2 separate regions of the Mus musculus genome follow, and region 2 is linked to region 1. A link is a loop called in an ENCODE intact Hi-C map of the cell type or tissue named here. Cell type or tissue: heart. All regions are shown on one strand. Links, peaks and the distances in the headings refer to the core of each region. The heading gives the core; the rest is flanking DNA. Region 1 holds the start of Arhgap20 (Rho GTPase activating protein 20). Region 2 overlaps Fdx1 (ferredoxin 1).

Region 1 (12,624 bases), core at 2,667-10,666:
TACTAGCCATGCGCCTGTGGTAAAGGATGTTACAATGGGGGATGCTGTAAATGTGGGAGTAGGGACATCTCTATACCCTTCCTTTTCTTTACTGTAAACCTAAAATTGCTCCTTAAAAAAATAGTTTTGAAAAAGCTTTAAATAAAAAACTGTAAAAGATTTGAATGTACTGTGAACCAAGGGGCGGGGGGAAACAACGGTAAGCAAGTAATTAAGGGAGGGATAACCCCCCCCTTACCCCATGCCCATCTCTGATAGGCTGGAATTAACACATTGATTATGGTAAGACAGAAAAAGATTAACCAGAGATTAAGTAGATTTTCTTTAAACTGCAAAGTTTATCAAAGCTTCTCATATACATGTTTAGTAATGTACAGTGTCACTTGAGCAGACTTTCCAAAACATACTTGGCTATGAAACTCTATATTCTCCTAGAGAATCTTAAGGGAGTAATGTTGCATATGGCGTGCTTTCTAAAATATGCTGCAAAGCGAAACACTTTTTTTGGAATGTCTTCATCTAACTTTTTGTCAAACTTCCTTTTATTTTGTTACTATTTTTAAAGTAATAAGCACTTTTGCAAATTATTTTCTTTCATTGTCTGTAGCAAATATGTAAAGGTTGTTCTTTTAGTGGTTATTTATGTTATGGAGTGTGTGTGTGTATGGGGTATGTGTGTGGGTTTATGTGACACACAAACACACACACACACACACACTCGGGGGGCGGGGGGGAGAGAATGGGTGTTCCCATGCATGCAGAGGCCAAAGCAACACATTGATGGCTTTCTTCTAAGACTCTCTGCCACACTGCCTTAAGACAGAGTCTCTCGCTGGACAAGGAGCTTACATTTTTGGGGAGACTGTGTGGCTAGTGAGCTCTAGGGATCTTCTTGTCTCCACCCCCCCCACCCCTCCCCTAATGCTGGGTTAACTGTCAGGGCCAGCCATACTTGGTTTTTCACGTGAGCTCTGGCGGTCTAAAATCTCACACTTGTCAAGCAAGTGTTCTCACCCTCTGATCATCCCCTTATCCCTTCATTTGTAATTTAAGAGGAAGAGGGTATCACACAGCCCTGAATCAGAGGAATAATGTTGGAAAGATTCATTTCCATAAACCTCTACAGAGAACTGTATCACAAGTATGTAGAGCGAACTAACAAACATGCAGTCAGATCAAACACCTAGGGAAAACCAGAGGAAACACCAGAGGAGAGAGAAGTGTCACAGATAGGGCTTTCCCCTGAAGAATGGGCAAGAAAAAGTCACAGTGGAGGGCAAATGATTGGTAAATTAATTTTGTCTGTCTCATGAAGCAATCTAAAATACGATGAAAAATGCATTTCTTCTGCCTTCTTCTGTTTCTTGTTAAACAATCAAGTTGCTTTTGTAAGATATATACATAGATATGTGTATAGATAGATATAGATACAGATACTAGGATTAGAGATATATTTAATGATTATGATAAGCCTTTGGCCTGCAAGAAAGCTAAGTAGGATACTTAAAGTCACATGTTCCATGAGAATGGATGCATCTCAGTTTGTGGTCATGAAAATCAAAAACATTGCCATCAGATTTTGTGATAAAAATTATGGGCTTTGGCTCCTACACTTGATGCTGGCTCTTGCATTTCCACGCTACATGGACTTCGATAAGTACTTTAATACCCCTTAGTACCAAGCTGTCCATTTATGTAACAAGCATAAAAATGCAAGTCATTGGACGTGTCTTGAGGTCTGTGGCAGAATGACAAATGTTAATATAGTGTTTAAGGCCCAAAGCATTATCCTGCAAAGCTATGTCCCACTAAGTGACTGGGTATGAGCATTACTGGGGTACTTCTGATAGTCCATATTTAAAGTCTAACCAGGCTTGGGAATCCATCATATTTGGGTTCAAATTCTAATTCACTTTCTATAACTTATAATTAATAGTTAGCTCCAGGGTAATCTAATGCCTCTGGCACCCATGAACCCTGGCAGTCATATTCACATTCCCATACAGATCCACACACATGTACATAATGAAATTCTTTAAAAAGGATCATAATACTACCTCTTTGGCATCACTGAAGATTATGTGTGATGTATATGCAGCCTACCTAACATACAATAGGGACTCCACAGATGTCAGTCTCCTTCCGCATTTCCTAGAAAAATCAATGTATACATTTTTATTAGAATCCACAATCCTTCACATTCTTTCCCCAAATTATTTTTCTAGCTTTGGTTCCAAGCATCTCCCCATTAGAATCTTTCTTTCTTTTTTTTCCCCCTCCTTTCTCTAGATCCTTTTTCCTCTATGGTCTAAAACCTCTTAGACTGGGATTATATTCACTGTGTAAATAGCCTCTTGAGAGATTACAACCAAAAGGTGACTAAAGCCTCGTGTCTGATCTTGATCAGTCTTCTAAGCATCTCAAGCACAAGACTCTGCTGACACTCGGACTGCAGGAAGCAGCCTCTGTACCATCTTGCTATACAGAATTGAGCGCATGGGGAAAGCTTAACTACAGGTCAGACAGGAACAAGAATGCACCCCTGAGATACAGGCAGGAAGATCTGGGAGGATATTTGCAGGTTGCATTTGGTACCTAACATGATGTGTGTTGCACTGCGTAATCAAAAGTCCATTGCTTGGAGTGAGCAAATAGTACGCTATTTCACCTATATACCACATTTATATTTGAACAATGTTGCTAAGAACACTGATGTACAGGTACCTGCTAGAGAAATGTTTTTCACCCTATGGGTCAAAACCATGTAAGGGTAGAATAACCCTTTCACAGTTGTCGCCTAAGACCATCAAAAACCACAGATATTTATAATATGATTCATTAACAGTAGCAAAATTACAGTTGTGAAGTAGTAATGAAAATAATTTTATGGTGTGGGGCCACCACAACATGAGGAACTGTGTTAAAAGGTTTACAGCATTAGGAAGGTTGAGAATCACTGTGTTAGAGTCATTGTTTTCAAATTGTTGGAAGTATATACTTAGGAATGGAATTGCGGACTCAAATGTAATCTAGGTTTAAGGTTTTGAGGAAACAGCAAGAATTCCCTTTTCAGTGTCCCCCATTCATGAAAGGGGGCAGAAAAGTTTTAAGGGGTAGTTCAGACATTGTCTGTGGGTATGGCTGAGAGAAAAAGTCAAAAACAAAAAATCTCAAATGTGCAAGTTAACAGACGACTTGGTGGTCAAAGGTGTGACGCCGTGTCTGTGAGTGGTCTGGAGGTAAGCGGGATTCTTTTGACTGGATTTAATGCACCTAACCCTGGAGAGACTTGAAGCCCCAGGGAGTGGGGAAGTCTGGTGGGGGTGGTCAGAGACAGAGGGAAGGAGGAATGGGATGAGGTACTGTAGAAGGGGGGACCAGGAGCAGGAATACAGCTAGACTAAAAAAAATAAAAGTAATAATAAAGAGGAAAGGAAAGGAAAAGAGAAGAAAAGAAAAAGGGAGAAATCTAAGCTATTGAGCTTGAACTATGAAGCACATGAAGGCAGGCGTGACCAAGAATAGGTGAGGGATGGAGGTGATAAGAAGTTAATGACCTCAACATTACACCCAATGAAGTAAGTGTTCACAAATCAGTGAGTCTGTTGGATGCCCAGTTGTGAAACTGGGATAGAAATAAGGAACTAGTTAGCACTACATGCAAGCATATGGTATGACCACAACCAGACACAGCTCAAAGATTACTAGAATAAATGAGAGTAAATTTTCATTTCCAGGACTTGGGGGTGGGGTGGAGGAAGAAATAAGGCCACAAAACACTTTGGTGTGGACACCAGAAGAAAGACAAGCCAGTAACCTTCAAGGAGAAAGCCCAGGTCAAGGTCTGCTGCTTTGACTCTGTAACAAGTATTCTCAATTCTTCTGTTCGATTGTTATGCCCACTCATTTGGCAAACTAACCTTTTCTCTGAATGAATTCAGTCCACTTTCCAGAATCCCCAAAGAGAAACCCTGCCTTGTGAAGGTAAGTCCATTATAAATTCATTCGGGTTGTGAATATGCGGGCAACACAGTCTTGACCTTGCTCATTCTTCAGAGCCCATTTAAAGCATTCTATTTACCATCTATTCTCTGATCCTCATATGTTTCCCTCTGTTCTCTGCAGAACTCGCTGATCCCCAAAGATGTAGAAATGCTTACTCAATCCCTAGCCTCAATCCTTATGCAGTACCCTTGCTTACAATGTGTTAGCCAAGCTTTCTGCCTTACCCACAATTCTTTCCTACTTATCTTTTGTAATAGAATCAGTGTTGTTTGTCCTGCACCATTGGCCCCAGTGTCTTCAGCTGTGTCACCTCTAATGCCTTCCCTTCCGTATTTATGTGAACTCACTTGGCTGTGTCACCTCTAATGCCTTCCCTTCCATATTTATGTGAACTCACTTGGCTGTGTCACCTCTAATGCCTTCCCTTCCGTATTTATGTGAACTCACTTGGCCCTCCTTGATTCCCTTCAGATCACTCTCTCTTCTCTAGTTTCTGCTTTCTCTTTCAACCCAGACACACCTCCAAAGAGTCATGTACATTTACTATAGGGCTCTTTCTCATTTGTAAAACCCATCCCATTCATATCGCTTAAACTGATCTAGATAGGATAGACACACACACACACACACACTGCTGCTGCTGCTGTTCATAAAAATAATAGGTATTTTTCCAGTCTTATCTTTCTTGGTCACTTTATCTTTCCATAAGCGTTTTTCCTCTGACCTTGTTCTATAAATGAATATTAGCATCTCTCCCCTTCTTCACCCGTAGCAGATCTGCCTACTGTGTTGGTGATAAACAGACTCCTTCTCCCTCTGATGAGGGTTGTCTTGTTTTCCTTTCTATCCACAGCTAATCTATAAAGAGAAGTCCCAGTTTTCTCCCTCCCCCTTCCAGGTGCACCTTCACCTCTTGCAGCCTAAGATGTCAGCCACTATTTCTCCATAACCGTTATATTGACTTTGAACATGAACCCACTTAGCACTGTTCATTTTCTCTAAATGCTTTATCTTCCTCCCCTCCACAGTTTGTCACCTCCATTGCTTTCCCAGTGGTGTTCTCAGTGGTGACCATAAGGGTTTGGGATTACATAAAATAATAGACCCAAATGATTTCTCAGAGAACTTAAATTTTTAAAGAACTTGGAATTATATGGAAATATGCAGACTTTAACGTTTGGCAACACAATATTTTTAAAATATGCATATCTGAACTCCCACTTCAGGCCATCAGTTTCCACTGTGGGTCAAGGGCATTTGGATACAAAGTGGAAATGACTGCTAAGTGCATCTTGTATTTATAATGACTATCCCTTTCAGCTCGTCAAGCACCTGGTATAATCGTCCTACATATGAAGAAACATCGCATGAAGTTTTTTAGTATTTGTGTTTTCACTACTATTCATTCTGATGATTGGCAAGATGCTGGTTTTATTCTTAGTGTCCATTGCAGGCCTGCTCCTGGAGCTTCCCAGATGCTAGTGCTTTGCTTCAAGGCTTGCCTCACAGTATTTTAGGTGCATCCTGCTTGTGTCTAGCATTGTGCTTCCCACGCTTCAATTGCTTTATCATCAGTTTCATGTCCTGGTATCACTTGCCTACAGCATAAGGATCCTGGTGAATAGAAAATGGTTTTCATCGTCTAAACAACACAAGGACTAGTCCAGGGTTCTGTCTTCCTCTGTATAACATCTCCCTCACACTAGACAGAATGATGGAAGTGACCTATGGTTGTATATAATAGTGTGTTTATCCATTCAAATATAAAAGGTTGTAAAAATTACTGCAGCATGCTTGGGTGCATGGTATAGAGAAGAGAAAAATGCAACTTTTCCTCTTAAAGCAAGTAGAGCAAACGGCACTGGTATAGTGTGGTGTGAGTTACTCAGAGAAGCAAAGCTTTCCGCAGCACGGAAAGCAGACCAGGTAGTTGAGAAGAACGCAGGTTCTGAAGCTGCATGGTCAGTTTCTAAGTTACCATCACTGTTCAAAGTCCTCGTGGCCTGCTGTTGTCTTCTATGTGGAGTGGGGGAATAAACGAACCCACCCTATCTGATACAGATGGGAGTTAATTATATCTGTAAAATACTCATAGTCTCCCATAGAGCAAACACTCAGCAAAGGCTTCCTGTTGCAATTGCTGGAGCTACTCTCAAGCCTGGGTGCCTGGAGCTGGGGAAGAGATAAACCTAGGAAGACTTCTCTCGGTTTCTGACAGTCCTGAAGATTTCCAGGACGATTCACCAGGTACCTTTTATGCCCCAGATACTAGACATTTCGGAGTAAAGTAAAAGAGGGTAGAGACGTAGCCTGGAAAATTCCCAGACACGAAGGACAAGTCCAAAGTCCTAGTGGGCTTCTGAAAGTATGACGATTTCAAGGTGACAGAGAACAGGGTGAGAAGCAAAGACACATAAGAGTCAGCAAGAAAGTGAAGTGAGGGTGGGGTGTGGGGGGGGGTCTGTCTTTCATTCTGTACTATGACATTTTTGGTTTATTCCACAGCAAGGAACCAAATAATGGTTTAGCAGGGCAGTGTTGTGATCAGACAGACATGTGTCTCTACTGTCGGCTGTTCAAACCCAAATTTCCTGAGTAGCCTTGCCTCGAAACTTAACGTGGAGAGAGCAATTTTCTGTGCTGTTCCAAGCTATTTCATCTTGGGAATAAAAAGACAAAATGAACAGTGAAAGTTTTCCACATTTGCTGGGGGAAAAGGGGGTACCTTGATTTGGGAAACTGGCTATTTCATCACAGAGATACTTCATAGTCCATGGGGCTCTTTGAATGACAGCCAGCTCTGTCTTGACTCTTCTGCATCTTTCTTATATCATTTGTGTGTCTTCTCAGTTCATTTAACTAACAAACATTTATTATGTTAGACACTGCCTTAGTATCTATCAGGTGGCAACAAAGAACAAGAATGTCTGGATGGCTGTGACTCTTTGGGCTAAGTGAACTATTTGGAGATAAAAGAATTGAAACAAACAAACAAACAAACAAACAAACAAAAATGAGGCAGATTAAGAAAAGCCAGGGTGTCCATTCACCAAAGAATTAAGAGATTAAGGCACCTGGGGGTGGTTCCAAGTGAATGAACAGAACTGCAAAGCCCTCTTTAAGCACAACCTATAAATTAGTGGGTGAAAGCCCTTCTCTGCACGAGGACCACAGCTGTAGCACCCCTGATTCACAGATGTATATACATATATATGAGATTTATTAAGCTTCCTTTTAACAATGTAGTGTGATGTGACTAAAATTAGCCTTATATTTCCACAACAAACAATCTTAGGTTTGGATGATTGTGTAGGTGTGTCTTTGTGGGTGTGTGTTGGACAGCATCCCCTAGCTTGGAACACTGCCCACCTGAGTTCTGTTCCTTATAACCTGCCCCAATAGCCGCCCAAACTGCAAGAAACCTCTTTTTCTTTTTTTCTTTTCTTTCCTTTCCTTTTCTCCCCCTTTCTTTTCTTTTCTTTTCTTTTTTCCTTGTCACAAAAATAAGCAGAATCCGTAACCATCTCGCAATCACGGAGTGATATCCTTAGTGATTTTTTTTTCACACTAGTTCTGATTCCAAGGGAAGAATGCCACCTACTGTATCATTTACACCAGCAGCCAGCCCTGCAAAGTGCGAACACTACTTAACCCTGGTCTGTTCCAACTGCCCTTTGATTATTATTTAGTCCAAAAAAGAGGGAGGGGTCACTATTTGGACTTACAGGAAGTTAGGTTCTGAGCTCGCGATATCAGATCAACGCTTCCACATATTGTTGCCTTCTCATAGATACTATGCCAAGTTTCAACCTCCTTTCTGCCTGCATTTTCCTCTTAATTGCGCTTTCTCCTTCAGAATGCAGGGTCCCTGCAGCTTGCTGCCTGCGAAGCTGGTGGTGCAGACATGCAAGGTTGCTTGTCCATGCTTGCTCCCTGTGACTGCAAAGCAACAGCTCTGGGTTACCCTGACAGGCTTAGCTAGCAAGCGTTCGATATTGCCCCCGAAGTCCGGCGATGCCACCAGGGCTTCCAAATTTGTCTAACTCCTTCTTCAGCGGAGCGGGGACCGGGTTGGGGGTGGGGGTGGGGTCCCTTCCGCAGTCCGCGAAAGCGAGGCTAGGCTGGCGGCCCCTGCACCACCTTCGAGCGAGCCGCGCTCGCTGAGGCTCCCGCGCTGCAGCTGCGCGGGAAGGGACGCTGGCGGGAGCGAGCGGACAGGCGCGCGGAGCTGCACCGGAGGCAGTGGTGCGTGGTGCACGGCGCGTGGCGCGCGGCAGCGAAAGCTTCGTACCCGCGGAGGCACCTCGCAAGGTTAGTGGCTTCGGTAGCGCCAAGCGCTGAGAGCTCGCTCCCGGCAGTGTGCACGGGCGGCGCGGGGAGGGCGGAGGAGGCGGGGCGGACGCGGAGAGGCGGGGCGGGCCGGGGCGGGGCTACGTGGACGGGCGGCCGCCCGGAGCGCTTGCTGCAGCCTGAGCAGAGTGCGGCGAGCGCGACGAGCGCGGCGCGGGCGGCGGTCCATGGCCCCGACGGGAGGCGCGCCGCCCGCACCCGCAGCTCGGCGTCCGGCCTGAGCGGACCGCGCCGCGCAGCCACCCGGTCCTCGGCTTGGGCTTAGCTTGCAGATCTTCTTCATGGAAGCGATGTCTCCGCAGCAGGATGCTCTAGGGGCGCAGCCGGGGCGCTCCTCCTCGCTGACAGGCATGTCTCGCATCGCGGGAGGCCCTGGCACCAAGAAGGTGAGGACGCCCGAGCGGGAGGGCCCCTCCATGGGCTCGCGCCTTCCACGGGTGCCTGGTGCTGAGAGGGGTTAACGGTCCCCGCGTGGGGTGGGAGGGTCACCTCCCGGGATCCCCGCTGTCTTCTCTGGTGGAAACGGTCTCGGAGAAGCCCGTTGCCTCTCCATCTCTGACCCGGGGAGTGCCTCCCTGCGAGCCTCCCGAGGTAGTCTTAACCCGACAGCCTGAGGAAGGTAGGCGGCCCCGGAGGGGAGGGATGATGCGCCCACCCAAGGCCTCCAGGGGATGTCGGAGATGGGTGCCGTGGGCTACACTGTGGGATCCGGAGGTTTGACTCGGCCTAGATCTAGGCTGGCTGGCGGTGGGCGGGCAGTTTCCGGAGGTCCCAGCGGGGCATGGGGGGCTTGGCTCAGAACCACCCCCTGAGAAGGGACGTTTGCATTTGCCTGTGGGGGCGGCGCCCTTGTTCCCTGACACCCGAAGGACTGATCCGGGTAACTACTTGTAGCTTTTGCTGGTGATTGACTGGTCCACGGTGCAGCGGGAGGATTTCGATAGAGGTCAGGAGTCTGCAATAGGTCCCGGAGCAAGTGCACGTGGGCCGCGAGCTTCTGAGCTCCTGGGAATTGATTTGGGTGCTGTAGCCATGGGTGCCCCCTTCCCTTCCTCCAGCACTAAACCTTCAGATATTTGGCCATATTTGTTCCTTACAGTGGTGTCGCCTTCTCCAGCTTCTGTGGAAACAAGTTGGGATGAGAGCTCATTCTAGTTCTTCCCTAACAAATAATGTGAAAACGTTGCATTACTATAATTAGAGACTCACAGGGATACACTGGCTCCCTGCATGTCCGGATTTTATGGCTTTTCATTAATCTTCCCACTAGAATGGTGGCTTGGCTGGAGGTGAAAGAAGAGAGGTGATAGCTGTATAGAAATGTATGTGAGCTCCCAAGGACCTTGGGCCTGTCACAGAGCCCTCTATGGGTGTCTGTGAACTTGATGGATGGGCAGTAGTGGCGGCTCAGCCTTTGATGTATGGAGGCTGATGTTTGCCCTTGTGGGTTTTTTCACCCTTCAGAGACAGTGTGTGTGAGTGTGTGTGCGCGCGCGCGCGTGCGTGTGTGTGTGTGTGCGCGCGCGCGCGCGCGCTGTATGTGGTGTGTGTGTGTGTGTGTGTGTGTGTGTGTGTGTGTGTGTGTGTTCCAGTTTTTCCAAATAAAACGTGAAATTGTCAGGATGTCATTCTTAATTTAGGATGGTAGAGGAACATTAGGCAATTGGCAGAGATTTAAAGCGTTTTGGTTTTGTAAACCTAAGGAATTGGAGAGAATCAAGCATTTGTTTTCCTAAAGACTGTGGCCCCGCCCCGCGACTGATTATGCTAGCAAGGGGCGGAGGGGAGGGGAGGGGAGGGGAGGGAGCCTTAAAGAGTAGCTTTATCATTTTCAAGCCGCACTTGTCCCATAAAGGAAGGGAGGCTGTGTCCTTTTTCCTATGCTCTGTTCTCTGGGCACAGCCACTATCTCTAGGATGGTGTCCTTCGTTATAAAACATAAAGAGCTAGTACATTTCCACATCCATCTCTACTCCCCCAAGATTTTTGAGAAAATTGAATGGATGATGGCACATAGGCGCGATTGTGTTAGCCCTTCGTGTGCATTTTCCCCGTGATTGTAATTCACAACACTCGTGTTCTGGGTTACTCAGGCCTGTCATCTAGGATGGGGTTTCAACACCTTTCTTCAGTCAGCAATAGCCAACCCACCACAACAGCTGCCACCCTTCCAAAGTGTCCCGAACTTCTCCACTCCACCCTGCACAGCTTCCAGTGCAGTCCGAGCTGCCCAGTACCCATCTCTAACCTGTGCCTTTGCAGAAACTCCCACGACACCCTCGTGTCTTTCTGTGACCCGTTCTGCATTTAGCAGTGCCAGAATGGGTGGGTTTTTTTTCCATTTGAATTGATGGTGACATTCATTTTGCTTACAATTCTGAAGGCGATTCATTTTGCAGGCCTAGTAAAACGCAGACACTTCTCCTTGGTCCCTTCTACTTCTCCCATTCCTTCACCCTCCCCACTTTTGTATGTTCTTCAGCCTCCTGGGCCTTCACTTTCATACACTAAGTCAAATTCATTCCTATTTTAGGCATTGGTGTTATTCCCTTTATGTCTGCCCAAGGAATTGTTGGTTGGTTTTTCTGTTTTTCATGTTGTGCAAACCTTGGGTCTTCTAGAGGTCTCTCTCCCTCTCCCTCTCCCTCTCCCTCTCCCTCTCCCTCTCCCTCTCCCTCTCCCTCTCCCTCCCCCTTCTCCCCCCCCCTTCCTTTGTAAATGAAAGCCACCTCCTGTCACATTCTGGGCCTTCCACTCTATTGGTTGTCTTAGCATTCATTGTACTTGGCATTTTCTCCTCTGCTTATTTCTTTCCCATTACCTGCCTCCCTCCCAACTGTGTCCTCAAGACTAGAGTGGGTCCTGCTAGATAGCAGTTGTTTCGTAAGCATTCCTTGGGTCATGGCAAGCAAGGAACAGGAGCAGTGTGGCCCCTGTCCTTAGAATTTGCCTTTAAGAGAAGGATCAGCAAGCCTTAAAGAAACAGTAAATACTTGAGGTTTGCCAGCCTTATGGTCTCTGCTTACTTCTTCCTCTACAGCACTGAAGTAGAAATGGACACTTCCTAAGTGAGTGGGCTTGACTGTGCCCCAGCAGAATTTCACATGTAGTGGAGATCAGCAGAACGGCTCATCAGATAAATACCCTTGCTGAGCAAGCCTGGGAACCTGAGTTTGATGCCCAGAACCCACGCTAACATGGAAGGAGAGAGCTGATATTCCACCAAGTTGTCCTCTGGCCTCCACACACATAGCATGCAGGTGTGTGTATGTGCACATACACATACCATATACAGCATGCACACATGTAATAACAATATAAACATACCCTGTAGTTTGCTGCCCTCTGGTCTGAAGCATTTGTGTGGTTTGGTTTGTTTGTTTGTTTGTTTGTTTGTTTGTTCTGTGGGACCTGGTCAGATGGTGAGGCTTGACCATCCTTCGTGTCTGGTAGCCAGTAACCACATGTGCCTGTTCAGGTCCTGAAATGTGGCTGGTACCCTGAAGATTTTAACATCTCTCTTGAAGTTTAATCGATAGACAGTAACCTCACATATTTAGAATTTATAAATCTAAGGTCTGGTGTATGTATGCACTTAGAAAATGTGAATTTTCCCAAGAAATCACCTGTCTGCTTTATGTCATTATAGACTAAGCGTGCATTTTCAGCTTATGTAAGTGAATTCCTTTATTGTTATTTTTATTTTTGCCTTCCTTTCACTAGATGTAATTTTCGTATCCACCTGTGGTTATTTGTATGTGTCTGTGCCTTTCATTGATGAGCTGCCATAAAGACTGAATATCTTAGCATGGGAGTTTCAGGTTTCATATACTTTGGACTTTGAGTTGTTTGGTTATACAAAAATGAGATAACTCATGAGCGGCATTCAAATCTCAATATAAGATTAATTCATATCTCTTACGTGCATAATCTGAAGATCATTTTGCTCATTGTTTTTAGTACACCTGTATTTTGACCTCAGCCCATCACAGGATGTGGCATAGACTGTCCATCTTCTGTCTTAATCAGCAAGCAGACAGTCTCAGAGTTTGAGGCAGTTTTGGATGCCAGGGTTGGGAACTAGGGATGTTCAGTTTGTAGTTCACTTACCCATTCCTCTGGCGATTGGATTGCTTCTGCTTCTTGGCTGTTACAAGTAAAGATGTTGAGAATCTTCGTTCACAATTCTGCATGGACCTATGCTTTGAGTAGGGAGCAGTAAATATCTAGGCATGGATTGACTAGGTCATAACTAGCCATATACTTGAC
Region 2 (12,624 bases), core at 1,438-9,437, 180 kb after region 1:
TCTCCCTCCCCAGTAGCCATCAATTACCAACAACTCCTCACCTAAAGGTGAGCCTTCATTAACTCCCTCCCCCATGCGTGCTGGGATTTCAGCTGGCTTGATATTGTATAGGTCTTGTGTGACAAGTCACAGCCTCTCCAGGTTCACATGTGCATCAGCACAATTTTGCTACCAATGCCTGTAACCTTGGACTCTTACAGTCTTTCTGCCCCTTTTCACTTGTTTGTTCCCTGAGCCTTGTGGGGAAGAGATATGAGATGGCCTGTTTATCCATCTGTAAATTTATGGTACACAGCACAAGGCTACTTGCTAAGTTTTACCCTTGAAAGAGTACACTGTGGCCATTGTAGCATATTTGATTCCAGAACACACTGTGTAACCCCTTTGTGAACACTGAAGAATTTATTTTTGGTTCAGGTAAAGAGTCAAACATCTTCCATATATAATCACTATCTGTGAGCTGAAAAACACTCTAGTTTCTGGGTCTGTGGCACAATGTTGGGCAGACTGTGTATAAGAAGACAAAAACCATACAGATGAGTGTTGGATTCTGAGAGAGGTGGGTAGCATGGGATTTGAGACAATGTATTGCAGGCAAACTTTATGGAGAGGGAAATCATTCATGAGTTAAGGCAACTAAAGAATTCCAGAAATGGATCAAGATTTTCCCTGAATAGGGTTAACTATCTCCTTTATCTCTAAGTGAAGTTTCTGAATATGTCCTTGTACCTGATGGACAATATGAACACAAGTTTTTAATGCTAATGATATAAAAATACCATTACCATGAAGAAAAGGACCAGTTGCAGTGGTCCCAGCAGGCCATGTCAACCACTGCCAGTTTTGGATAGCCTGGTATCTGTACTGAGAGGTCGGTCACATGAAGTCCTCTGTAACACAGCTCTGTGGTTATATACACCTCTCCACATCATGCTTGCTGCCTCCTGCTTTGCCAACCTCAGTTAATTGCTCCAGTTTCATTCTGAACATCAGTCAGCACAAGATTCGGGTCCCAGTACAGATTCTCTGGATGTATCCTAGTCAAGATAGAGCTCTGCCATCCACATGAAACAAGATGCTAAGCTTTTACATTTCTTGAAATTTTATTTTTATTTCTTGTGTATGAATGTTTTCCTTATTATGTCAATATACCACATGTATTTAGGGGCTAGAAATGGAATTACAGACCATTATGAGGCACCATGTAGCTGTCAGACTTGAACTGGGTCCTCTGGAAGAACGGTCAGTGCTCTTAATTGCTGACCTAATTTTCCAGCACTAATGGTACTATTTAAAATTACCTTTTTAAAAAGCAGACATGAGATTACACAGTAATGTTTTACTAAAATCACCAAACACACTCATGGTAAAATACATAAGGAATTTATTATATCAGCTGCCTTCTAATAGTTGACTGATGTTTTAATAATTTAATCAAAATAAAAACTGCAAAGTTTCAGTTCTACAGAACTGAACTAAGACAGCACAGCTACTCACACTAAGATATATATTCTGTCATATAATCACTTAATTATACTAAGAAATAATTATAAAAATAGGTAAAAATTTAATGAAAATATTTCTTTTTATTGTAGCTTAGGAATTCTTGCTCATGTCAACAGACTGTCGGACATCCGCCACTGCTTCAGGCACACGCACAGTCATATTGTCCATAGCCTTGGTCAGACAAACTTGGCAGCCCAACCTTGACCTGTAAGGAAATGAAGGAGGCTCCATTTAGTATTGGAACATATCATTCACATGCCTGTAGTTGTTTAGGATATTTGTAGACTTTCTTGCCTAAAGCAATTGGAGAATTTGCTTACCTTTTAAGTTTTCGTTAGGCCGAAACAGACACAACCATCCATGCCATCTAACTGATGTCATGCCCTCTAAAGGGCAGCAGCAGGTAGCATCACACAACCTACTAGGCCAAAGCTTCATGAGGCTCTAGTGTGTTACCCAATGAACTCACCAAAACTTCTGTTCAGTGCGATTGCAGACAGGAAGAGAAACAACCAGAAGGCGTGAAGGCACACACGTGACTTAGCAAGCTAAAGAAACAAGTCTTCAATGCCTAAATAAATGAAATCATAGACTGAAGGCAAGCGCAGTGGCAAGCACCTCTAATCCCAGCACTTGGAAGATGGAGGGAGGTCAGGAGTTCACAGCCGTCCTCAGCTACACAGCCAGGAAAAAGACTGAACTAGACATGAGATCCCACCTCAAACGGTACCTACAAACGCCTTCAGACAAGGTCAAACTCCAACCATCAAGGGCAAGGATGTATCCCCCTTTGAGATCAAGGTCTATGTCAAAGCCAAGGACATCTTAAAGTTACTGCTAGATGTAAGGAGGCAGCTGTGTCATAGCTGTAACAGGTACACCAGTGTCTCCAAATGAGCAGGTATTTTGACTCCAAAAGTGTTGCATTTTTAACCCTTTCAAAGTAAGTCCAAAAGTATTATAAAACCAAAATTACCAGCACTAGAGGAATACTGTAGATGCATATCTGTAATCTGTTATAGGAAGAAAGACCACCACTCCATTTTCTTCTCCTCCTTTTACAGATTGCTACAAGTCATGCTTCCCTTGAGCGTTTTGTTTTCAACACACAGACATATGAATAAGTGTAAATAGCCTTTCAAATGCACACAATATAGTAAGCATACAATATAACACAGTGCATATTTTAATCAGTAGCACTTTTCTTTTCTCTTAGAAGTTCAAAAAGGTTTCGTGTTAAGCTAGGTTGGCGGCACGAGCCTGTCATCTAAGTTACTTAGGAGTTTGAGACAAAAAGAATGCAGGTTGAGGGCAAGCCTGAGCTAAGGAGTAAGTTCAATTCCAGCGTGGAATTAAATTCGATCCAGTCTCAACATCAAAAAGTAAATACAGAGCTGAGATACAGCTCAGTGTGAAGTACTTGCCTAGCATGTGCAAGGCCCTGAGCTCAGCTCCTAATACGGAAAAAAAAAAAAAGGCTAATCTTACAACCAGTCTTTGACAAAGCATGTTATAAAGGCATTGAATTCATTAATAGATTCATCAAACATTTATTGAACGCATAATGGTAAAATTTTCTACTACTAAATGTCAAAGGGTAAAGTGGTAAATGTCAATGGGTGTACAACTAAATGTCAATAGATACACTACTGTATATTAGTGGGTATACATGGAAAACTCAATTCAATATTTTCTTATTAACATCTGTTACATGTTGGGCACAGGAGAGGTATTCATAGGAAAGCACAAGATTCAGAGCCAAACAGACCAATGGTTCAAAAGCAGCACTGACAGAATTTTTAAGGGCAACTTCTATGATTTCCTAGCCTGATCATCACAATGGAGAATAAAAGGCTTGCTCGTAGGGCTGCTGAAGACACTAATTGCCAATGTCAGCAGTATGAAGTGAACTTTCAATCAGACAGATGAGATGAGACTACTCACTGATAATTAGCATGTGAGACTGTGACAAATGACACACAAGCAGAAAAAATAAAACCCCTTTGAGGAAACACCCATACTTCTGGCCAGGATAGATGGTATCTAGAAGGGTAAACAAGATTGAACATTTATAAGAGGCAAACCAGCTTGAGAAGAGCATTTGAGGTCACGGTAACAGACATAAGAGGCTCAAAGGAACATCTGAGCTGAGGCAGATGCTTCAGTTTTGCTGACAAGACAAGCAATGGGCTAGGGTGTGGCTCGGTGATAGACACATGCCTCATGTCCAAAAGTCCCAAATTCAATCCCCAGAGTCTTCTTTGAGAAAGAGAAAATTTACATGGAGAATTGTAGCTTAAAAGTCGCCAGGGTAACACATAAGTTTAGACATAGTGAGGCACCACTAGGGAGTCCTAGAATGAGAAAGCCAGGTTAACCATAGGGAGTTTTGATGATGGGTGAAAAAAAAAAAAAAAAAAAATCAACCCATCTCCCATCAGTAGTTCTTTGTAGAACTAGAAACAGCCTTGACAATACCCAATTATGCACTGAGCTCTATCTGCAAGAGCCAAAAACAAAACAAAACAAAACCCACAAACCAAAACAAAACAAAAGGCAATCCAGATAGACTTTAGACTTGGGAGGCCTTAGTGAGCTAGTCAGACACGGCACATGCTCATATGATGAGTGAGACAAGGCTACTCCACAAGGAACTATTAATTTACAAAGTGAAGCACCTATCAGTGAGGCTCAGCAGAGCACTGCAGGTAGTGATGGGAGAACAGGCACACATGAGGACAGAGAAGAGCTCTGGGTCAGAGCAGCCTGACACAATGAGCTTGCATGTAAAAAGGTATGGTGTTCTCAGTCTCTTCCAAAGGTATTAGTCTCACCTCCATAAGACAGAGGTGAGGCTGGAGACAGAACTGTGTTGAAGGAATTCTGATCACACTGTGAACCCTAAGACTGTGTTATTTACTGGAAAAACCTGTTTCTAGTTGTGGTGTGGCTTAGCACTAGCACACACCTTTAATCCAAGAGTTTTCTGTTTATTGTAAATAGGATTAAATAAAGTCAGCCATAGGTCAAGAGGCAGAGCAAGCAACCAGCAGTCAGAGAGTAAACATAGAAAATAACCATAATGAGTAAGAGGAAGTCAGGATGATGGATAGAGAGACACACAGGAAGTCGAAGTTCACCCCAGCATTGGTTGGCTCCCATTGGTAAAATCAAACATTTGAGATTTTGTTAAAAACAGTATTTGGCACCAAACATGGGGTGCCATTTGTAACCATTTGGTTTTTTTCTGTCTGCCCCAGTTCCTGAATAATGACATGGAGGCTTATTTATTTATGTCTAGGCCTTAAGCTAGGTTTGTTCCCCAACTAGTTCATAATTCAATTAACCTATTTATTCTATTCTATGTCTGCCACATGGCTAGTTTCATATGTCTGACTTACTTGTCTTGGTGGTGAATCTCCTGTGCCTAATTCTGTCCTGGAGATCCTATCTCCTCCCAGAAGTCTCACTTCCTACTTCCTGCCTTGTTATAGACCATCTGCTTTTTAATAAGTCAATCAGAAGATGAGAGAGTGTTTGCAAAATATGATATAGTTATGTGAACCATACCAAAGTCCAGTCTTCATTCAACTCTCTGCCATCACAGAAATCAACATTTGAATAATACAGAGACAATCTGTATGGGGTGGTTCTGATGCTAAGGTCCTACTCCCCATTTGGTTCTTGATCAATTAATAAAGATGTCAGGGACCAATTGCTGGGCTGAAGGAAATAGGTGGGTCTTCCAGGTTCCTGCAGGAAGAGGCAAAGAGATACAGAAAGAGGAAGGGAGATTTTATCATACTTCGGAGGGAGAAAAGGAGACCGTGTGGGATCTCAGGTGGAGCAGCCATAGGCTGCTTCCCCAGGCAGGAGATTAGAAATGCAACTAAGCTAAGGGCAGTTTAAGAGGTGTTGAGCTAAGAGTATTGGGAAGGGCACGCTAGCCGAGGGAGATTAGAAGCACCCAGCAATAGAACCAATAAGGCAGGTTGAAATTCAGGTGTGTGCGCATGTGTGTATGCTTGTGTGTATATGCATGCGTGTGCCTGTGTGTGTTTCATCCACAGATCCAATATTCCCTGGGTGGGGGCTGGAGTTTAAAGTGGCATAGTAAGAACTACACACTATGATAATCTTTACAGTACATAGTAATATTATCCCAATATAGATAACTGACAGGGCACTCTTGTCTAGCATGAGCAAGGCCCTTTGCACTGAAAACTAAACAGAATGAAAAATAGTGAGATGAAGTATAAAAGAAACAAACCGAAATAAATAAACTATTACCACCATAACTGCTTAAAATATAAAATGAATTCTTGTAAGCTAATAAAGTTTTTAAAAATTATTCATTAAGGTAGCAAAATATACTTAAACAAAGCCCACTCTCAGTAAGTAATAAGCCTCCTTAATTATGCCTTGAAACAGTAAATCCAGGAGAAGTCTTCCTTGACTCTGAGACTGGAGAATTAAAAAATAGTATCACTAATGCCATCTGTTCTATGGAGCTTGCCATGTTTAAGAGAAACTCTACCTACTAATTAATAAGCTCTGATTAATTTCTTTAACATACACTTAGAAAAATAACTAGTCACCTTAACATAATTACTACTATATATTACGTTTCTTTGAAAACTCAATTCTCTGAAACAGGTAAAAATCTCCACTATAATTTTGTTCAATTATCAAATCTGTCTTTCAAGAATACTATAAAAAGTATTCCATTTAATTCCACCCTAATAAATTGTGATAAATATTAATTCCTGGCATAAATAGACTAAAAAGATATATTACAATTTAGAAATTATATTACTACCAATTAATTCTTTGACTTGTAAAAGAGAAGTTTCATGGAGGCCTTGTGGACAGTGAAAGAGAAATATCCCCAGACTTCATGACTTGTGCTATACCCACAAGGGCACTTCTACTCATGCGTATGACCTAAGACCTAAAGGAATATTAACACAGACTTTTCCAGGTTGTTGATAACAATGAAGCAACTTTAAACCCTTACCTGACAAGGCAGGTTTTGTGCCTTATGTCTGTGATCTCTGCACTCATGAGTGTGAGTCACCCTGACCAAAAGTTATAATCCTGTCCTTCAAACAAAACCAACAAAATCTACTCACCTGTCTGTTAGTCCAAAAGCCAGGTCAAGCATGTCATTCTCTTCATCAGTAATGGCATCTAACTTCTCATAGATGTGATCCTCAAAGATAAGATGACAAGTAGAGCAAGCCAACGTTCCCTCACACGCACCTGTCAAAGCAGCACAAGGTGACCATACCATCCACTGTAGCAGTGCACACCTGGCTACTGCGAAATGCACTTTAGTTTTAGAATCAGCTGCACACTTAAAAGGGCTGAAATACTGAGTAATCATGAGTCAGGAATAGGTCGCCCATCCTCACACAGTCGTAAATCACTCAGTACTTCACAAAGGTTCTGAACAGATAATGTGAGGGGACCATGAAGGTCATACAATTCGAATATTAAAATGTATACATGTTCATAACTGAGACACACAGACACGTAAAGATGCGTTCTGAAATACATATAGCAATGATGCATATAATCATTTGCACATAATTCACCTTGTCTGGAGAGCTCAAAACAACCAATAAGGACTTGCATTATATAAGAGAAAGCATCTAACCTACACCTAAATAAAGATAATCATTCTTTTCTCTCAATCCTCTAAATAATTGGGTTTAATCAAACAAGATGTTTTAAGAAGCACCACAGATTCAAATACTGTGAATATTTGTGTTCCACATTTAGATTATATTTATTTTACATTTGTGTGTTATGTATGTATGTGCGCATATGTGCATCATATTACAGAGTGAATGTGGAAGTCAGAGAACAGCTTGTGAGAGTTAGTTCTCTCCTTCCATGATGCAGGTTTCAATGACCAAACTCTGGTTACCAGATGTGGTTGACAAGTGCCTTTCCTTGCTGAGCCATCTTGCCAGACCTTTGCTCAATTTTAAACCATTAATTTAACAGTTATTTATTCAGTTCTTATTATGATCCAGGTACCCTACAAAGGAATCTAACAAAATCATGTCATCCAGCCAAATCAAGGCAGAGTCTGCTGAGAAACAGCCTCAGACTTCATTTGGAAATCTCCTCACAAAGAAATTCAACCATATAAGCCAGGGCTTCCTGAACTTTCCACTCATGTCCCACTTCCAAGTGAGAAATTTTTATGTGACCACAGGTCACAGGCAAATAAAATAGGTACAGAAATCAAGTGTGTAATTTTAATAAACCAGAAAGCCAATTATTTGATATACACACACATATATGTACACACACACACACAAACACACATACACATATTTATACACAAGATCTCTCAGAATTTTACTAGCCAGATAGCCTGGAGTACACAACACAGTAGTAAAAACAAGGAGACCTGTCTCAACAAGGTAGACAGTAAGAAAACTCCATACCATACACAGAATACACATAACCACACACACATAACCACACACACACAGACACAGAAAGAGAAAGAAAAAGAGAAATAGAAGAGAAAGAGAGAAGAGAAACACCTTCGTTTTTATTAAAGCCATTTTAAAGTAGTGATAGCATCAGGAAGGCCCAAGACACGAAGTTCAAGAGCATAGGAGTTCCCCGCCTATAACTACCTCTCCCGTTATATGTCATGGTAGGCTTCTTTACTTTCCATGCTTCAATTATCTTAATAGTAACTATACCAACCTCTTGTAACCTAGGAGTTACAAGAATCATGAGTATAAATAAATTATATGTATTGGCAACGTAGGGGTTGTGGTAATTACTATTTGGAAATGGTCAGACTCTCAGGCTGCTGGAGGCTGAGGAAGGAAACTGCATCAGTGTTCTCATCCAGCACTAGACCCTGCGTGCTCCAATACTAACCTGATTGGCAAGATGTGCCCTTGGTGCAACAGTGGCATGTTTGTCACGTCACAGGGTAATCAACAACTTTCTGACTGGATTTTAAGCTGGCTTCACAGAAGGGATTTCATGCCTGTTATTGTAAATCTGGTCAAAAGTCCATGACAAGAGAGACCACAGGCCCTGGGAATTTATTGTTAAGCTGTCCAACTGCCTTCTAAATATTCATGTTTACAACCATAGATTTGTGTTGTTCTCAACTCAGGTGGAAGGAGCTTGATTTTGCAGTAGGTAATGGTTAACACAGAGACTCATAATTGGTCAAAGTGACAAAGAAAGTAGAGATAAGGCTCAGGGAACATTTTGGAAGAGGGCCTGAAGGAGTGTGAAGCACTGTTTGATGAGGAGGAAAGCTGTAAAATGCTGACATCTGGACATGGCACAGCTTCTGCAATACATAGCAGCTATGATTGCCTGCACAGGATCAAGCCAGTCGAAAATCCAGCATGGATGCAAGAGTTCCCTTGGCAAAGGAACTGCTGGCAGTTGATGGTTGCTGAGAGAGAGAGAGTAACTCTCTTTTGAGGACATGACAACACTGGTAGGTTGGCCATGCCCCAATTGATGGATGGCCCTACACTCATGCATGTTAGCAGCACTAATTGGTCTTTGGGGTTATTAATATCAAAAGGAGGTCAAGAAGTTTAAAGGAAGACAGGGTAGAAAACACTAAAGGAAGCTGGAGGGAAGTAGTAGTGAATGGAGATAATAAAGGCACACTCTATAGATATGTGAAATTTCTACTCTCCGTTTATGAAATTTGGGTGCTAATAGGATGTTTTCTATATGAAAGTCTTGGGTTAAGATCATTCTGTCCACTTACAATGCTAAGATAAAGTGGGCCACCCACCCATACCTAACCCCTTTCCTAACCAAAACCTAGAATACAGCTATGTTGGAAGTTACAGATTGAAAATATAAAATTATATATAAACATTTTGTTCAAAGGATGATCTAGCATAAGAGAAATGCAATGCTACGCATAACAGCAAGCAGAAATACAGACTTCTATAAACATTACTAGGACCTCTTATCTTGGATAGTCATAAAACAGGCATATGAAACATACAGAAGAAAAAAAGTTTGAAATGATGAGCTAGATCAATTTAATCACAGATGTGTAACTGCCCCCAAGTGGCAGAGTACTGAAACGCACAATACTGAAAAACTGATCTATTAACATACAAGTTGGTAGAAAGAATATTTATTTATTGTATTACTTCCCAAGTTTACAACTGTCCATTTTGGTTCACTTATTGCCTCATTCCCTCATATACAGTAAGTTATAAATTGAGAGTGACTGTATTGCTCACCAGAGACCAATGGAAGCAGAACACAGACGTGAATTACGGAAATGTGGTAAATGCTATGAAAGCACGGTCTGAGGTAGACCCGACAATGACAGACTATCACAGACTGGGTGCCACAAGCGATCCAAGTTTATAATGGGTTGGGAGTAAAGAGAGAAACCTTACTAGGGACTGGGTGGTTAGGTGAAGGAAGATTTCTTTTGTTACCTAAGCCCAGTATCCTACACCCTAGAATCCAGCCATTTCTTCCATAACATTTGTCACCATCTACTATGCATTTCTCCTGTATGCTATAAGGGACTAATACAAAGACACTTAATACAGAATAGTAAGTATGCATTTGTGGGATGAGGGAGAAAAGATGGTACCTTGGCAGAGGTGTCTTGGCAGAGGAGCACATGAAGTCTTGAAAAGTGGTGATTTGGTGTAAGTTCAAGCTTCTAAGAGGTCAGCATTGCTACACTAGGAAGAGCAATGAGAAGTGGAGGGGGAGGGGAAGAGCAGTGGGGAACATAATACGTGTAGCCTTTTAGGTCAATGAGGAATATGGATTTAATCTTAAATGCAATGGCAAATCCTTTGTGGTTTTACTCAGAAAACTAATACAGCTGATATCAGACAATCACCCCAGCTTCAGAGCTCCGATTGGAAGCAGGTTCACAGGTCCAGTGGCTTCATAGAGCCAAGTGATAAAGATAATGGAGCCAAAAGAAGCGTCTGGAGGCTTAAGGAAGAGAAGATGCTGATGTACCAGGAGAAAACCTGCTGCTCAGGCTCCAGCCTGCAGTAGCTGGATAGTGTTCATGATGAATACAGGAAATGCTGGAGGAAGCTTTAGGGGAGGGGCGGAGGCTGTTTTAAGAACATGATTTTTACCAGCAACATGGTTCATCAGGTAAGGACAACTGTTGCCAAGCTTGATTGCTGACTTGAGATTTATGCTCACAATGCACATGGTGGGAAAAACAAACTCCTCTAACCTATCTCTAGCCTTCCACATACGTGTTATAGCAAGTGTGTGCCTGTACTCACACACAAGTATTATACACATGTGGTGGAGGAGATAAGTACATGTTTTAAAAATCAATAATTGAGTTCTAAATACCTTTGGGGTTTCCAAAAAGAAACATAAAGTAGGGAGTTGAATCTACAAGTTCATGATCAGAGGAGAGAACTGAATCAAAGATGGAAAGTTAATCTCTATCAGCATCTAGGAAGGGCTTATAGTCACAGAGTAGATGAGATTACATGGAATCTCACGGAGATACTGCAGAAACCATGGACTTGGTCAGGCACATGGCGAGCTCAGTGAGTGATGCTGTTTTGGGGGATGCCACGGAAACCTTTAGGAGGTACAGCCTTGCTGAAGAAGCATGTCACTGGGTCAGGCTTTTGGTCTATAACCTCACCACTTCCAGTTCCTTCTCTCTCCTTCACATCTGTGGTTGAAGATGTGATCTGTTAGCTTCCTGCCAAGACCACCTGCTGCCATGTCTCCCTCATTATTATGGACTTTCTATATGGAACCATATGCAAACCAAGATAAACGCTTTCTTACCTAAGTCACTTTTGGTCAAGGGAGTTTTATCACAATAAAAAAGATCCTGATACACTCAGACTAACACATTTGATCTTTGTAGCAACTGTATGGAGTAAATACTAGTACTAGCCCCACTCTATTAGAGAGAAGACAAGACAAGAAGTTAGGCCTAACCCAAAGCCACAGACTGAGTGACAGAGTGGACAAACGAGCCTAGGCAGGAAACCCTACTCAACCACACTAAAAAGGGATTAGTGGGAAAACACTGTTTTAACTTTGATTCACAGTGTGTATTTAATTTTACACCAACACTTCATAAAATAAATATTTCACAGTAAAATTCCTGCAAAAGATGTTGTGTTTTTCTATGTTTTTAGAAATTAATTAACTTCTCTAAGATGCTAGTCTGAAGCCAATCAAGTGGAACTGGAATGTAGAGTGCTTGCCTAGCATACATGACGCTTTAGGTTTCCTCTCCAGCATGACAGAAATCAGGCTTGGTGGCTTGTATACTCAGAGATAAAGAAGGAAGATCAGGAGTTCAAGGCTGACCTCAGATACATAATTTCAAGGCCAACAAGGATACAGTAGGTCAGGTGTTTTATCACAGCAACAGAACAATAACAAATACAGTAGAAGGACTTTTGTAACAAAACAACTCCCTTCTGGTGTTTAATTCTTAACTCTTCTAGAACTGTCTTATACAACTGTACAGCCTTATAGTCTATGACTATCAGTTCTCTGTTGATGGGCAGTTGTTTTTGCTACTCTTTTCTGTTAGAAACATCTCTGAAATAAACTGGCCAGGACAAGAGTCTCTTTCTAAAAGTGAAATTGAATCTACAGAGAAAATGCCAAAAAACAAAAAACAAAAAACAAAAAAACAAAAAAAGCCCTGCTTGGTTACAGCTTTCATCTAAGTTGAGAACATTTAGGGCTGGAAAAACAGTTGCTTTTGCATGTTCTCAGAGTGTGTTAACAGCTTCTACATATAGATGTAGGTCTAGAACATGCCAAAGAACACTGCCATACAGTTTTTAAACCTGGCCTAACATTTTTGGCTAGTTCCAGGACAGATGAGGCTACAGAGAGAAACCCTGTTCAAAAAACAACAACAAAAAGGTGTCTAATAAATCTAACACCTGGGTCTCCTTATTAATAATTTATGTTGACAGCTTTTTGTTTGTTTGTTTTTTCCAAAAAAGAACCTTATATTGCTCTTTGTGTATCTTGAATGTCTTTGTCTGTGCATACTGCAGATACCACAATGTGAAAATTCAGGGAATAGGAACTCACCCTGCCACCAGCTTTGCTAAG

What was found. Hi-C counts contacts between places; a loop is a spot of excess contacts. Peaks named below come from ENCODE experiments on the same cell type or tissue, not always from the same donor. Only the 100,000 strongest peaks of a DNase experiment are listed, where the experiment ranks them.
Region 2: it touches region 1 in a loop (3.0-fold over the local background); 5 of 42 quality-filtered maps call a loop at or near these places.

The regions. Positions count from the first base shown.
Region 1 is chr9:51,756,871-51,769,494 of GRCm38, forward strand. It overlaps Arhgap20 (Rho GTPase activating protein 20), which reads left to right and starts at 8,481. Exons shown (of 15, transcript NM_175535.4): 1 at 8,481-8,741. The coding sequence starts at 8,637. Gm40520 (a long non-coding RNA gene) reads right to left here and starts at 8,558. Exons shown (of 3, transcript XR_870739.3): 1 at 7,731-8,558. In heart, for the core only: a CTCF peak has its summit at 7,624 (motif pointing left); DNase peaks (open chromatin) are centred at 8,481, 8,511, 9,041 and 9,231; H3K4me3 peaks cover 3,224 bases; H3K27ac peaks cover 1,410 bases; H3K27me3 peaks cover 4,275 bases.
Region 2 is chr9:51,941,939-51,954,562 of GRCm38, forward strand. It overlaps Fdx1 (ferredoxin 1), which reads right to left. Exons shown (of 4, transcript NM_007996.2): 3 at 6,639-6,768; 4 at 1,085-1,711. The coding sequence ends at 1,597. Among named protein-coding and RNA genes, the nearest start is that of Fdx1, 15 kb to the right of the region's middle. In heart, for the core only: no CTCF peak of the experiment used is centred there; no DNase peak of the experiment used is centred there.